Regions from separate parts of the Mus musculus genome. Here region 1 is linked to region 2. The links are chromatin loops, found by intact Hi-C in ENCODE. Cell type or tissue: left cerebral cortex. All regions are shown on one strand. Each heading gives the region's core, and the rest is flanking DNA. Links, peaks and the distances in the headings are about the cores only. Region 1 overlaps Sobp (sine oculis binding protein). Region 2 overlaps Sobp (sine oculis binding protein).

Region 1 (8,335 bases), core at 147-8,146, 49 kb before region 2:
TCTCTTGCCAAACTCCATCGTCTCTCCCCTGCAGAAGGCTTAGAAGTAGTGACAGGGTGGGGGGATGTTTACTGTTGTGGGGGGAGCATCAGCTGTGACAAAGCTAGGTTCCAACGCAAGGTTAATTTGCTGTTCATTTTAGCATTTACAGGGAGACACGATGAGAAGCAAGCAGGAATGTCTATTATATTTCTATTAAATGAATCTGTTGGGGCCTTACATCCTTGATTAGCTTTTTGAAAACGAGTGCTCAGCAATGCATTTTCTGTCTACCTAAAGTAAACAGAGAATGAATTGTCATTTATTTGGCCAGTCAAACGCTGCTTTTGAAAATGAAGCTTTCGGAAGGATCTAGCGTGCTGTCCCTAAATGTTCTTTTCTTTTCAATTGCATTAAAGCAAAACATTTGCTCCAACTAAACGAAAACAGGGAAAGAAGATGAAGATGCTCAGCTGTTAACATTTGAGGTGGCTTCATTTCTGTTTGGATGTTTGGCCCAGTTTAGAGGTTTGCCAGGTCACTGCATTAGGAATTCCCACGAGTGACAGCCTTTGGGTTTGGCTCTGACAGTAACTGTCCGTTAAACACAAAGCGACCGGAGAGCAGGAGAGTGAATGGTACAGGCCTTGTCCATTCCAGCTGCAGCAGCTGCAGAGTGAGAACCTCCTTCAGGCAGCACAGCAGACACGGTCACAATGGTGCCACTCAGCCCGTGTGTGCAGCGCCCTTGACCAACTATGCTGCAGGCAGACTCACTGCTTATAAATGCAGTTGTTGGCATGAAAATTTAACTCGCCTGATATTTTATTTGAGGGCTCTTAAACATCCAGGTCTGCTGTAACATTTTATATTCCTCAGGGTATTTTCACAATGCTTTTAATGCCGTCTTGGTAACTGTGGTCATCCATGCCTGGGGGTTAGAGGGGAGCATTTGTGCTGTTTTAGGATCAGAATGCTTTTAGGACTGGCTCCCTTCTTTGTAGAAAGATTGTGAAGACTAATATACCATTCTTAGGTTTCCCCTATGTGTTGGAAAAGTAAATGTGCTTTAGAGTATACTGGAGGAAAAGAAAATTTTTAAAAAAAAATGTGAACATCATTTCCAGATCCGTTTAGAGAAGGTGCACACGCTTGCGTTGCCTGACTGACAGCCCTGCTGAGTTGGCGGGAGTTTCGAGAGGTTTGGTGCGAGCTTCACTGCAGTTTCTGTTAGAAATGCTTGCCCTTGTTCAGCTTACTTTCCCTATGATGAAAAAGAAGACAGAAAGCACAAGTAAGCGTATCTCTTTAAGAAGAAATTACAAACAGCGGCCAGCTGTTAAGAATAGCGGTGATTGGCTGTTGCTAAGGCCTGAGCAGGACTATTCCTTTGCAAAAGAATTGTTCATTCTTAAGAGAGAAATACAACTTTGGAGTTTTCTTACTACAGCTTGGAGGAGATATTTAAGGAATCTGACAGGGAGGACTGCAAACTCTACTCCAAAGTGCCTTTTTAGCTTAAGGGTGGTTCTGGCGTCTTCCTTGGCTAGCTGCAGCCCCAGCAGCAGCCTGTTGGGAAAGCATGAGAAAAGCTGGGATTGCAGAGGTCTTTGGTGTTCCCAGGTGACCAGAAGCACACAGCTGAAAGCTTGTCCCCCTGGGCTATAGGGATTTCAGACAGAAAGGGGCCTGGACCAGGTAGACAGGACATTGACTCTATGATATTGATGGTTGAATGTCTCTGCGTCCCTCCCCTAGCCCACACTTCTTGGAAGAGGCAGAACTATTGAGTAACTTATGAAAGAAAGAGAGAGAGAGAGAGAGAGAGAGAGAGAGAGAGAGAGAAAGCAAGCAAGCAGAGTAAAATCAGAGTATGCCTGGAATACACAAGCGTATGTAATCAGAAGGCACCAACAAAGAAAGCATTGGCTATAGCAGTGACTGTGCGTGCAACTGTAGAGTTCCTGTACGGTATTGATTTTTCCATTAAATCCCAAACTGTGATGTGTGCCTTCACACTAATGCACTATACACATGACTGGAGATATTTAGCTTGCTGACCAAGATTCTCTCTTTGGTGGTAACATAGTGGTTTCTAAATTAATTTTGGAAGCACAAGGCTATAAAGGCTAGTGATTACATAAACAATTCCTATGGGATGGGTCAGAGTTCAGTGTGGTCACCTAGCTCTTCATAGGCAGGTGTGTGTGTGTCTGTGTGTCTGTGTGTCTGTGTGTGTGTGTGTGTGTGTGTGTGTGTAAGAGGGAAATTTGCTTTATAATCAAACTATGACCAAAGGAAACAACTTTCAGTAAAAGCAAGTATGAGAGATTTCTGTCGGTCTTGACACTAACAGCACTATTAACATTCAAGACTAAGAATGGAGAACAGTTGGAGCCAGCCATGGCGACCAGTGCTTGCACCAGATTCCAGTCCCATCGCCAGTCTCCATATGATCACTCAGGTTCTCCCTGGAGAAGCAAGCTTGGGACTGCAAAGGTTCTTGTCTTCCCTAATAAAATGCTCATTCAGTGGGTGGGACTGAAGGAGCTGCAGCGAGAGGGAATCCTTAAGGATCTTTTGAGTTCATATTTTCTCGTTAGCCAGTTTCTTGTTAGTTCTCAGGAACTGGTTGGGCAAAAATCTTGTATTTGAGCCTGGGAAGAAAAAGACCTACAACTAGAAGAAATTGCTAGATTTGAAACTGAAAGATTTGGAGGAGGGTATGAAGATAACTGAGTTGAAATCCCAACTTGTGGGTGTGTGTGCGCGTGTTTGTGCACGTGTATGTGCGTGGGTGTTTGATGTGTGCGCATGCGTGCCTGTTGCTTGTTTGTTTCGAGACAGGGTCTCTCCCTGGAACCTGAGACTCATGGATTAGACCAGGCTGTTGGGGGCTGGGGGGTTTTCTCTGCCTCCCACCCCCACAGCGGAGCATTACTAGTTAGAAAGCTAGCAAGTGTAGGAAAGAGAGGGAAGTGCGGGGGAGAGTAAGCTTGTCCAACGAGGCTTCAGCTTCCGGAATCATCACCCAGAGTCTGAGTCTCTATGGCTTCTTCTGGCTGGTAGTGTGAGGGTTGTGAAGAAGGAGGAGGGAGGGAGCCCACAGCTGGGAGGCAAAATAAAAATAGCATGGGAAAGAATTCTTTCTGGTCACTTACAATGCCAGCAGAGGGAGAAGATGAAGACTATTTTAGTGTTGTGGCCTTGCGAACAGAGACGATGGGGTGGGGAGAGTTTAGCTGACTCTTCTATCTCAGTCCTTTGCGGAGACTGGCAGGTGGGTTAGAAGATGTACACCTCACCCCCACCCCCACCCCAAACACTGTCAGGCAGTGTTTGGCTCACAAGGATCTGTGCATCATAATAAATAAGCAGATTGGGTCATGGAATAGGGAAAAGATTCTGTCTCTGCCTAGAATGAATGAGTACATGGTTCATACCCAACATAGTCACCATTAAGCATGTGGGCTCTTGAGTAACACGTTAAGTCTTGCTTGCCCCATAGATCCAAAGGCATGAGAGACATACGACAGCACAGTGGATGCAGCTCTATCTCTTGGCCTTCTCTGAGTTTCTGGTCTTCATATGCAAAGCCTCAGAGGAGATTGTAACTGGACACAGAGGTGTACTTAGGCTTCCTGTTGTTGATACAGATGCGCTATGCAACTGTGATTCTCCTTCTTGTCATGGATGGTATTGGTCCATGGTAAGCCACGTCCTGGGAGAGTGCTAGGAAAGTCCCAGGGTGTGGAAAGGGATGAGACTCTTGCCTCATGCAACCAGTGCGCTGAATGGAAGATGCTTTTGATCTGGGCATTTCTACAGATAGATACTGATTATAGGAGTTAGAGTGTAAGAGAAGGGGGTATATCGAGCAGAAGGAAGGTAGGTAGGAAAGCACACACCATGTGCCCTGTATCCTGTGCAGCATCTCAGACGAGCATACGAGCATGGAGATGGTAGAGCCTGTTAGAGGGCAGATAGGCAGGTCAGTGGAGGAGTCCTCAGACCTGGCTCATCCTGTGGAGTCTGGGCTTCGATAGTTTTACTTTATGCAAATTCCTAGTGTTTCTATAGATTAAAAATTACTATGGAAATTTTCTAATGTTCAAGATTATATAAAAGTCATGATGTATCCCATGTGCTTTCCCCTGCCCCCAACTTGAACACTCATCAGCGAGAGTGTGCAATCTTGCACATTTGTCCCTTTTCTCTTGATATCCCATGGTGGCAGCAGTGGTGGTGGTATTTTATTTGAGATAGAATTACATTGCTTTTCCCCTCCCATTTCTCTCTCTAACCCATCCCAGGTACCCTTTCCAACTTCTCCCATGTTCCCCTCAAGTTGATAGCCTCTTTTTATTTTATTATTGTTACAAACATACACACATGCATGCACACATAACCTGCTATATCTATTTTTGTTGTTTATACATCTATGGTTTCAGGGATGACCACATTACTCTGCACTGGACAACCAATAAGGGGGCTTATCACCTAGAAAAGCTAGTTCTCCTCCTTCCAGTAGTCATTAGTGTCCTATGGTTCTTTGTCTAGGGGTGGGACACTAAAAATTTCTCCCTTCCACATTAAAATGTCCATTGCTGTAACCATTGTTCCAATCCTGTTGATGTGGCCGTTTCTCGGAGAGACCCTTACACTGTGAACTTTGGTGTTCTGACTCTTCCAACCTCTCTGCCTCTTCTTCCTCAATGATCCCCGAGCCATGGATGCAGGAACTCTGATGGGGATGCCTCCATTGCATCTGGACTCCTCACTACCCACTGGTCTTTGCCCTGTGTCTAGTTGTGGTTTCCTAGAATGGTCTCCATTTGCTGCAGAGAAGAGCTTCTCTGACGAAGGCAGGTAGCTGCACTTGTCTGTGGGGTAAGGATAAGATTTAGAATGCAGTAAGACTTTAGTAAGGAATCCTGCAGAGCTAGCAAGGTGGAGGTAGAATCTTATCTAAGGTTCATGACCTCACTAGCCCAAAGAACCTGGCTAGGCCTCCAGTACCAGGGATGGCTTCCCTCCCATTGAGTGGGGCTTACATCCAATCAGACAGCTTTTGGTTACCACCAATGTGTGAACGCCACTTATTGCTCCTTTATTCATATCTCGTCATGCTGGTCACTGTCGTGAGTCATAGGTGTTGCAGCTGGATAAGACTGTCAGTCACTCCTCCCTTCACCCCTTGCACTGTATTTTCCAGAACCATGAATGCTATGCTACAGGAAAGGGACTTTCAGGTCAGATCTAGCTTGAATCACTCAAGTCCTATGTATGAAGTATGCCGTGTTTTCAGCCAGAGCACCTACTCTTAACCCCAGAGAGGCAGCCAAGAGCTACGTTGATCATTTATATTGTTTTGAGAGTCACCTGGACTACCCTGAACAACCATTTACAGGGAAGTTTCTTGTGCCTGGAAAGGGGTTTTGTTAGTCTTGTAGTTAGTAAGACTAACTAACAAGTTAGTTTCTGTAGAGACTATTGTCAGCCCAAATGGCTTAACTTCCTTCAAGACGTGTGTGTGCATGTGTGTTTATATGCATGCATGTATGTGTGTGTGCATGTGTGTTTGTGTGCATGTGTGTGTGCATGTATGTGTGTGTGCACACACACACAAGTGTGCATATACATCTATATGCACCGTGTATAGATTTAAGTAAGTATAAGCTGGTATGATTGCACGAGGCTCACAAACAACATTGATACTATGTGTCCCTCATCTCTCTTCTTTCTGTGGTGGCTTCCCTCCATCCTCCTCAGTTGTCCCCCTCTTCACTTTCCACTCTGTAGTCCCTGTATCCCCTAGTCCCCTCTCACATACCCACCACCATGTCTGTGGTCCTTAATACTTTTCTGATTTCTGTGGTTAACCCCATGATGCATCCTTCCATCTGAGGATTTGAAGCTAGGAACCACAGATGAGGGAGAACATACCATATCTATCTTTGGGTCTGGGTTACCTCACTCAATCTTTCCTAGGTTTATCCATTTACCTGAAGGTTTCATTAGTTCATTTTTCTTCACAGCTGAAATGTACTCCAGCTGTTGGATACATGTATTATCTTTTTATTATCCATTCATCTGGCATTGAGATTGTTTTCATTTTTCTGGCTGTTGTGAATCAGGTGGCAATGAACATGGCTGGTCAAGTATCTGTGGAGTAGGATGTGTGAGTTCTTTGGGTATGTTCAGAGGAATGGGATAGATGGATGTCTTAGGGTTTCCATTGCTGTGAAGAGACTCATTGACCAAGGCAACTCTTATAAAGGAAAATGTAATTGGAACTGGCTTAGAGCTTCAGAAGTTGTCCATTATCATCATGGCGGGAAGCATGGCAGCATCCAGGCAGGCATGATGCTAGAGGAGCCTAGAGTTTTACATCTTGATTCTCAGGCACCCAGGAAGAGTCTGGCTTTCGCAGCCAGCCAGCAGGAGGATCTCTTTAGCACTAGGCATAGCTTGAGCATAGGACCTCAAAGCCCAGCCCCACAGTGACGCACTTCTCCAAAAGGTCACACCTCCTAATAGTGTCACTCCCCTGTGGGCTAAGCATTCACGCACACAAGTCTATGGCCGCCAAACCTACTCACACGGGGTCATACGGTAGACTTTTTCCCCTGTGGATTCTCCATGCTGAGTTCCAGAGTGACTGCATCAATTTGCATTTTCATAAACAGCATGAGTATTTTCTCTTTCTTCACAACCTTGCCAGCATACGTTGTCAGTTGTTTCGTTGAGCTTAACCATTCTGCCTGGGGTCCAATGGAATCTCAAAATCGCTTTGTGTTTCCTAATTGCTAGGGACGATCGATGGGCACTTTCTGAGGTATTTCTTAGCCATTTTTATTTCTTCTATTCAGAATTCTCTGTTTAGATCCCAAGCTTATTTTTTAATTTATTTACTTTATATCTCAATATCAGCCCCTCCTCCAGTACCCCTTCACACAGGTCTTCCCCCCCCCATTTCTCCCCCCTTCTCCTTTGAGAAAAGGAAGCACCACTCTGGGTATCACTCCTGCTTACACCCCCCATATCACTCCCTCTACTAACTTCTCCACTCCCATTCCCCCTGGCACATCAAATTCCTGAAGGACTAGGCACATCTTCTCCCTTTGAGGCCAGGCGAGGTTGTTCAGTTAGGGGACCACCTAGCCCGTTTTTAATTGGGTAATTCCCCTGTAGTATAATAAATCATGTGTGCTTCCTTTTGCTTGGTGTGGAGGGTTTGTTTGCTTGTTTGTTTATCTGTTTGTTAGTTTTTGATAAAGGTTTCAGTGCCTGTCTTCCCTGCTCAGGAATGCTGCATTGGTGCTGATTTAGACAGGAGCTGAAGTTTGGGAGCTATTCACACATAAGGCAGAAGACTCTTGCTTGTGCATTGCACCATTTCCTCCAGGCCCAGTACAGCCTTGAACATCTTAGGCAATGAGGTGTGTATACCCCAGTGCCAGGAATGCCTTCAATCTTTGCTTTCTAGCCTCTAGCTTTATGTGTATTTATTTTAAAATAAGATCAACTTTCCTTGCAACCCAATGCACCAATACCTGCCAACCCTTAAAATGTGATAGCAACTGCCACGTTTCATTTGGAACTTCATCAGCCTTTCAAAGTAGTTCCAAGTGACCAAAATCCTTCTTCCTGGTTCTGTTGTTCTAACCAAAGCCACACGTGTGACCCCACTGACTTCAAATTGTTGCTTAGCTGTTATGGCTGAGCTATACAAAGACCAAAGGTTGATTTGTGTGATACACCAGAACTCTTACTGCAGCAAATAAAACATATGGGACATATACACGCACGGTATACCATGTATCGACTTTCCACAAGGGGCTGCCATAGACCTAGAGGGTAGAGTGGCCCAGGAAATGCAGGGACAGATTGATTACTGTCTAGAGAGAACTGCCCTGTCTCTCTATCAAACTTCCAAATCTCTCTAGTCTTGAACTACTCCTATGTTCTCATGGGATTCTGAGCTGTCTTTCAGATCAATAAAAGACCTTCTGGAAATGAAAGCAATGGTCTTAAACTAAGCAAGGCACCGCTCTGATAAGAATGGTCAATTTACGCTCTTGGCAAGACCATCTTGATTCTACACAGGCTGAAGGGGTGGCAGCCATACAAGCTTCCCTGTCTCATCTGTCCATTCCTCTCCTGCCATCGGAATGGTGGCCTCACTTATTCTCTGGCTTTTGGACTCTTCTTCCTGACTTGGCCTTGTGGTATAGGACCTTTCTTTTCTCCTCTACAGAGACCCTCCAGACTACACTGGAGCATCCCCTCTCACAAGTACAAACCATATCATGACTCTTTTTTTAGTTCTTTGTGTTTGGAGAAGAAGCCACCT
Region 2 (8,335 bases), core at 296-8,295:
TGATGGTGCACTCCTTTCATCTCAGTGCTAGGCAGGCAGAAGCAGGCAGAAGCAGGCAGATCTCTGTGAGTTCAAACCTAGCCTGGTCTACAAATCCCAGGACTGCTGAGACTATCCCACAGAGAAACCCTGTCTTGAAAAACAAAACAAAGACATGTGATGGTCCGACGTGTTCTGTGGAGCAGTTTTCATGTATTTATAACCAAATATCCAGTGAGTCCAGGAGGATCCTAAAATGCTGTTGGTGAGAGAAGAGAAGGCAGACATGAGCATTGGAATAATTATGTTTTAACCACTTTAATGGCTCCTGGTGGCAATAATTTTGATAGTCAAGTTGCAGGAATTCCAATCTCATCAAAATCCACTCAAGAGTTCTTATGTCAGATTTTTAGAAAGTATCTTGAAAGAACAAACAAGAACCAGTCCATGCCTAAGTGGGTATCTTATTCAATCTTACACTGTCAAAAATATCAATGAAAAAAAAAAAAACCACTGAGAAGAAAAGAGTGGATTTCCACATGCAGACCCACATCTGACTCCTATGCACCCACGATCACACGCTAGTGTGTCGCCACTTGTTTACAGAAAGGGAGGCTGCCAGTTAGATGAGAGGCATCATCAAATGCCCAACATATGTTGTTTGTGCATTGCTTATGTGACCAGTCATTATTAAAATGTATCTTTTAATCATATCAGTTTACAATGGTTAAACACAAACACTGCATGAACACAGCAGTAGAACACTCTGAAATCAAGGTTTCCCTTAGACCAGCACTGACTGACGCCATTGCTAAACTGCGGGGAGAAGGTTTCAGTACACTAACAATGGTGCTGAGTTTTGCAATCCCTTCTCTGAAGCTGTGCAGCTCAAATGCTATGGGAAAGATAAAGAAAGAAGGAAGAGAGAAAGAAAAAAAAAAGATTGTGTGTGTAGAATCCTGTCAGGAGAAGTGAGGGACTAGAGGAACTACTGAAAATTTTGACATCTGTTTATCTGTTTATAGCGATGGCAAGATCACTCATATTAATTCTTGTTTAAAATGCCATACGAAGGGAAGACACTTGTGCAAACAAGAGTCATATTTGAATTGTAGATCATGTCTGTGCCATCTGTGAGAGCTGATGGTGTTGCAAAATTAATGTGTTAATGAAATCACAATAATTTCTCCAAAGTAATGGGTTCTGAAGCCGAGAAGGACTATTTTTTGAACTTTGGTGTCTAGTGATTTCCAATTGGGAAGGCATCTGAGCCTTTAATTAGCTCTGCAGCCCAGCTTTAAAATAAATTTGGTGATATCTTTCTTTTGCCAGGAGTAGATCCGAAGGGGGTGGGGTGGAAGCCATAACAACTTTTGGAAAGTGTTCTCTGGTGTTTGAAAAGTTGTTAAATAAGACTGTCTGCCAAGAAATGTCACCAAAATTCTGACTGCCGAGAAAGAGTGGGCAAACAGCTCAAAAAATAATTCTAGCTTGCTGCAACATCACGGGTTGGGAGAGCTGAACCTCACACAGACTTCATGACTAAGTCCAAGTTTCTCCTTGGAAGCCAGACATAGCGGTGTTCGGCGCTTTATGCGATTGGTTAGCACAGCACACCCTTTCCAACCACTTTATTGGATACAGTGCACAGTGGCTTTACATAAGGAGAATTTTAAGAGGTTATGTTGCCTGATTGTTGAACTCCCTGGAGATTCCTTCCCTCCAACGTTATATAGATATGTATTTACATGAGCCTGTTAGGCAAGTGAAAATATGAAGACAAGTGTACTGAGTAGGTGTCCTAGGTATACGTACAGGGCAGGTGTGCAGGGCAGGTGTGCAGGGCAGGTGTGCAGGGCAGGTGTGCAGGGCAGGTGTGCAGGGCAGGCGTACTTCATAGGAGCACTGGGTAAGTGTCCTGGACAGGTGTACTCCATTTTGTCAGAGCCATCTTTGAAAAGGGGCGGCGGGGGGGGGGGGGAGAATGGTTGTTGCTAATTTTGAGGATCCTATTTATAAAGCAAATTCTTTATTTCATAAATCTTTCAGAAATGTACCCTGTAAAGGGTACCCTTCAACTTATTTGGGAAATGATGATAGAGTTTAATAGAGCCTTTATGTGAAACATGAAACGCCATGTACCCAAGAAAGTTGCTTATCTTACCTGTTGTGGTTTCTATTGCTGTGTTGTAGGTGTGTGACTGGTGTAAACACATAAGGCACACAAAAGAATACCTGGATTTTGGGGACGGGGAGAGAAGGCTTCAGTTCTGCAGTGCAAAATGTCTCAATCAATACAAAATGGACATTTTCTACAAAGAGACACAGGCCAATCTTCCAGCCGGGCTGTGCAGCACACTCCACCCTCACATGGAAAGTAAAGCAGAAGGCACCGGGGTGCAGCTGCTCACGCCAGACTCTTGGAATATCCCGCTAACAGATGCTCGGAGGAAAGCCCCTTCCCCCGTGACTGCAGCTGGCCAAAGCCAGGGCCCCGGCCCATCCTCGTCCACCACCGTTTCTCCATCTGACACTGCCAACTGCTCTGTCACTAAAATCCCCACGCCAGTGCCCAAGTCCCTCCCCATCAGCGAGACTCCGAGCATCCCTCCCGTCTCGGTCCAGCCACCTGCTAGCATCGGACCTCCACTGGGTGTCCCGCCTCGCAGCCCTCCCATGGTGATGACCAACCGCGGCCCAGTGCCCCTGCCCATCTTCATGGAGCAGCAAATTATCCAGCAGATCCGCCCGCCCTTCATCCGCGGACCACCGCACCACGCCTCCAACCCCAATAGTCCCTTGTCCAACCCCATGCTCCCGGGCATTGGGGCCCCGCCCGGAGGCCCCAGGAACCTAGGCCCCACTTCCAGCCCCATGCACCGGCCCATGCTATCGCCCCACATCCACCCCCCAAGTACCCCTACCATGCCTGGGAACCCCCCAGGGCTGCTGCCCCCGCCGCCCCCGGGCGCGCCCTTGCCCAGCCTTCCCTTCCCTCCGGTTAGCATGATGCCAAACGGCCCGATGCCGGTTCCCCAGATGATGAACTTCGGGCTGCCTTCGCTGGCCCCGCTGGTGCCGCCCCCCACGCTGCTCGTGCCGTACCCAGTGATAGTGCCCCTGCCGGTGCCCATCCCTATCCCTATCCCCATTCCCCATGTGAACGATTCCAAGCCCCCCAACGGATTTTCCAGCAACGGGGAGAGCTTCGTTCCGAGCGCTCCGGGCGACTCATCGGCGGCGGGAGGCAAGGCTGGTGGACGCTCCCTGTCCCCGCGGGACTCCAAGCAGGGCTCTTCCAAGTCAGCCGACTCGCCACCCGGAAGCTCCGGCCAGGCTCTGAGCCTGGCGCCCGCGGAGCGCGGTCGTGGGGAGGTGGTGGACCTGACCCGGCGCGCAGGCAGCCCCGCGGGTGCGGGAGGCCAGCCGGGCTTCGCGGGCGTGTTGCACGGCCCGCAGGACGGCGTCATCGACCTGACCGTGGGCCACCGAGCCCGGCTGCACAACGTGATACACCGTGCGCTGCACGCTCACGTCAAGGCGGAGCGCGAGCCGGGAGCCGCGGAGCGCAGGACCTGCGGCGGCTGCAGGGACGGCCACTGCAGCCCGCCCGCCGCCGGCGACCCCGGCCCGGGCGCCCCCGCGGGCCCCGAGGCCGCTGCCGCCTGCAACGTCATCGTGAACGGCACCCGCAGCGCCCCGGCCGAGGCCAAGGGCGCGGAGCCCCCGCCGGAGCAGCCGCCGCCCCCAGCCCCTCCCAAAAAGCTACTGTCGTCCGAGGAGCCTGTGGTGAACGAGCTGGAGTCGGTCAAGGAGAACAACTGCGCTTCCAACTGCCACCTGGACGGGGAAGCGACCAAAAAACTGATGGGGGAGGAAGCCCTGGCGGGGGGCGACAAGTCGGACCCGAACCTCAATAACCCCGCGGACGAGGACCACGCCTATGCTCTGCGGATGCTGCCCAAGACCGGCTGCGTGATCCAGCCTGTGCCAAAACCCGCGGAGAAGGCTGCCATGACGCCGTGCGTCATCTCCTCGCCCATGCTCAGCGCTGGCCCTGAGGACCTGGAGCCTCCGCTCAAAAGGAGGTGCCTCCGAATTAGAAACCAGAATAAGTAAAAAAATAAAAGGTTTGTATGTCCACCTGGGCGTTCCTCCAAGAGACAGCGCCCCTCACCTTGCTTGTTAGAGGCGGAGGTGAGATGCAGCCATCGTGTCACTTACCGCTTTCTCTGAGCACTCTGGGTGGCCAGGTACCATCAACGTTTTGATCCAATACCTATGACAGCTGGCAATGCTATTTAGTACACCATTAGCAGTTTACAGCCGAGAGACAGTTAAGAGCCAAGATCACTCAAGCCCTTGAACCTGAGTTGAAAGCACACTCTGTTTTGTGACACACTATTTTCTTCTTTTCGGGTTCATACCTAATTTATCCAACTGGAAAAGGAGGCATGGGAGGGACGATTACTTGAGGAATCTTACTGTTCAGTTAGGAGGTTGCAGAGCAGTATTGAAATGTCTGGGTAACCCATCAGTGGGCGAGCACCTAGAGCTGGTAGTCCATTTGGCAGATGACTCTTACTCTAGCTTCTCAAGATAACCATATCTGTGGGCTAAAATGAAAAACTAGCCTTACGGCCAACCTACCACGCCCCCCTTTCGGGTACTCAGTGGCTGAGCTGGTGAGTCTCACTTCTACGTGTAGACCTTAATGAAGTGGCAGGCATGTCTCTGTACCCTATGACTGCTGTACCCTACTTAATATCCAGTGAGCCAACAGTTCTGTGAGATGGCGGGGACCACACATGAACCACTGTAGCGACTCTTGCCAATCCTAGTGGAGTAGGCGTCCGGTAGCATACTACCAAGAAGGAAGCTGTGACTTGGAAATATTTGCTCAGTCAGAGCTTGTCGGTGGCGGACCCGGTGTTGACTTCAGGCCTGTCCATTCAATCGCAGAGGGTGAGCTCTCCCATCTATCCAAGCAGGCAACAAGCCAAAACATTGGTTTGTTATAATAAACATTGTTTATTAACCGATTACAGAAAGAAGAGAAATGGGTGTTCCTCCAGCATTTAACTTAGACACTGCTCCTTCCCTGGGCTGGGGACACACAGAAGAATGTGCAAAGTAGGTTGACTACGTCCTATGGTGGGGGGGGGGGACGAGGCCTGGGGGAGGGGAGGAGGACGAGTATCTTCACAGGGTATGCAGGCTCTTCTGGGTGTTTCCCCATAATATTTCTTTGGAGCTATCTCCAAAGAAACAGCTAGCTATCTTCATCCTCCTAGTGGAGAAATAGGATTGGGGAATTTGTCCAAGATTATCTAACTTGTGGGCAGAGTTTCGATTCAAATCCAAGTTGTGGAAGTCCAAAGCTTAATTTCCTTTTGAGCACCGTAGGAGAATCGTCTCACTAGTCCCTCTGTCACCACATTTACAAAAGGTCTCTTATCACCTTGAGGCAAAGTTTATAAAGCACAGCAATGAGCCTCCACTTACCAACTCGCCCGGTGTACACGATCCGAGCCCACCAACCTCTTGCTTTCATGGTGGGAACGTGAGCACTTGGCTTACAGCCAGAGTGGAAGCCCTGAACCAGAGCTAATGGCTAGTGTGAGAATCGTTTCTTGGCCACCATGGTTTGAGGTCTCCTTTCCTGCTGGTGGCTTTGCCAGTGGGGCCAGAACACCAGAGATGAGGCCACTCTTCTTTCCTCCTTTAGCCTACGATGCCTTCAGTCTGAAGGCAGTGGTCTTGGCCTTCTGGAAAGCATGCCAACTGAAAACACCCCAGATAATTTAATCTGCTTGACAATGCTTTGAGTGACCCCCCCAAAAGTGAGAACCTTTAGAAAGCACTGGGACTTGTCACTCACACACACACACACACACACACACACACACACACACTCAAGGAAGAATGGGAGGGTAAAAGATCTCATTGCCATTACTGTGCTAAGAGACCAGGACAGGAACAGTGACAGTCCCTATAAGTGTCTAAAGTATCTATTAAAAGCATAAGGTGTATGGATGGCTGTTTGGGTGACCTGTGCTTCTGAAAAAGTCATCCATCGGACAAGGGTAGTTTCCGTGGGTCAGCGTCACTACTAAAAATGTTAACTTGGCAATAGCCAAGTCTAGAAGATGCTGGTACCAAATAGCCTAATTCTTGTGATTGGAGAGTCCTTTTTATTGTGAGTTTCTCAAGAAATTATAGTTCTTTTTGAAAATCAGGCAAGGGTTTTGAGGGCTGCCGAGAGGAGGCAAGGCAAGGAATTTAAGGAGGGGAGACCATGTCTCCAGTAAGTCAGCAGAGCACCCAAGTAAATCGCTGGCCCCACATCACCTCAGGGCCCAGCCTCCACCTGCTGTGCTCCACTCTCTGGCCCTTCTGGTTCCCTGCTCAGACAGTGTTGCTTTTGCTCTAACTCTCAGGAACTCTCGTGGTTGGAGAGTTGGAAATACTCTATTAACTAAGGGCTGAGTACCCTTTGCGCCCTAATAGTGAGCGCTCCTTGGTAACAAGTCAAATTGAAAGCATTAAAAGAATAAAAAAATAAATAAAAGCAAGGGCTGTGGAGATGCCTTGGTGGGCAAAGCGCTTGTCACACAAGCACAAGGATCACCAGCCCCACGTAAAAGGTGACATGCCATGGTGCGGACCTGCAGATCTCAGTACTGGAGGTCAAAGCCATGATCCCCAGGGAGGTCTTGCTGCCTAAATCAGCTAAATCAGCTGCTTCACCTTCACCGTACCATACCATACTTTTTAGAATACATTTCAAAATCCGAAAGCCACTAGATCTGCCTTCAAAGAACTCGACACATTTGTTCAACCTCTGTAGACTGCAGGCCCCCTCTCCCATTTTGAAATTATTCTGTCCCCGCTTTCCCGACTTTATTCATTCTTGTTTGTGCGTATGGTTACAAATGATTCCAACCGGCAGATGTTTCTCCCATATGCAGAACTGATTAAGTTTAGTTGAAGACTTTTAGATGGTTGTAAACTCTTTTTAATCGCCAATGTTTAAAGTTAGGAATCCCAGTCCCACTGCCTCAGTAGCTAGAAAAAAAAATCCCACAAATAATAATGAAAACAATGTATGAGTATGTCTAAACTATTCTCCCCACACAGAATTCCACTGGTAGATGGACTAGTCCCTCCTTTGCCGATGCCTGGAAGCTTGGTGGGTAGCTGTATGAACTCAGAGAGATGTTTGTACTAGAATCTCTATAGTTTATGCTTATTTATGGTACATCGGGGAGTTCAGAGCAACCATGTGTAAATTTTTGAAAGTATTCAAAGAAAATATCCTCATTCCTTGGTTTTCCAGGGAAACAACATATTTTAAACAAAATAATCAATGGGAAAAAATGAAAACCAGGAATAACCCTTTCACCCCATTCTTTATGCTCTCCTGGGGCAGTAGACCCACACAGTGCCCTCTGCTCTGTGGTTCTCCAGTCTCTTACATGTTTCTAGAGCTGTGGAAATGGGTAGAGAGAACACGTGACTCTTTGTTCCTGGTCCAAATTCCACAATGTTCGTTCCTTGCTCAGCAGCGGAGGATACACTTTGCATTTGAAGAAAGCTGGAGGAGTTTCACGTAATTTGGGCTTCTTGGAGCTTAGTCTGGTTGTAGAGCCACAAGCCCCAAAACACTGTTTCAAAGCATAGGGTTAGCTTCACGGGGAAGCCAAAAGGGAGGTGTTAATGTACTCATTGGTGAGTTTGTTTCTACACTGAAAAATCCAAGACAACAGCCTCTCTTGGAGGGCGTGGGAAAGTCGACCTAAACCCATGGATTCCCACTTCTAAAGAAAAGAAAAACTATAACAGAATGGAAAGGAGTTGGTACAAGTGGGAATTCTCCATCCCTAGGCTGGACCTGAGCTGTGCTTGCTGAAGTATTTAATGATTAGAAATACCCACTGGGTGACAGTACCTGAATTAAAGGTACTAGCCCTCAGTTTGCACTTGGAATAGTTCTGGGTGGAAGGGCTACAAAGAGCCACTGAGAGCCACCAGGCTGACACATCTACACCTAGAACTAGTGAGTATATATAGGACAGAGTTGGTGTGATCACCAGCTCTCTGAAAGAACAGTGCCTAGATAAAACACAGAAATGCTTATCCAGTGAACTAACTCCCAGCTGCCTGTATCCTTAGAACCAGGGGTTTGTAGAGGGAGGGACCTTAATGTGCAACTTTTAGATACGATGTCAGTGGTTCAGATGGAAGATGGAATAGTGTGTGACCAGGTGGTTAGTGTTTTGGAACAAAGTCATAACCTTGTCATTGAAGAGGTACCAGAACTGAATTGAGACAAGAGAAATATTTGGTGCACAAC

The links. A loop is a pair of places that touch in the nucleus more often than their neighbours do. Peaks named below come from ENCODE experiments on the same cell type or tissue, not always from the same donor. Only the 100,000 strongest peaks of a DNase experiment are listed, where the experiment ranks them.
Region 1: a loop joins it to region 2, with 3 times the contacts of the local background. A loop is called at or near these places in 3 of 42 quality-filtered maps.

What each region holds. Positions count from the first base shown.
Region 1 is chr10:43,065,797-43,074,131 of GRCm38, reverse strand. The region is part of intron 5 of Sobp (sine oculis binding protein); the gene reads left to right. Among named protein-coding and RNA genes, the nearest start is that of Gm47815, 35 kb to the right of the region's middle. In left cerebral cortex, for the core only: a CTCF peak has its summit at 3,156 (motif pointing right); DNase peaks (open chromatin) are centred at 558, 1,368 and 2,970; H3K27ac peaks cover 1,444 bases.
Region 2 is chr10:43,016,756-43,025,090 of GRCm38, reverse strand. It overlaps Sobp (sine oculis binding protein), which reads left to right. Exons shown (of 7, transcript NM_175407.3): 6 at 2,173-4,109. The coding sequence ends at 4,098. Among named protein-coding and RNA genes, the nearest start is that of Gm47815, 14 kb to the left of the region's middle. In left cerebral cortex, for the core only: CTCF peaks have their summits at 5,069 and 5,268; DNase peaks (open chromatin) are centred at 3,968, 4,570, 4,756, 7,556 and 3 more places; H3K4me3 peaks cover 1,657 bases; H3K27ac peaks cover 1,759 bases.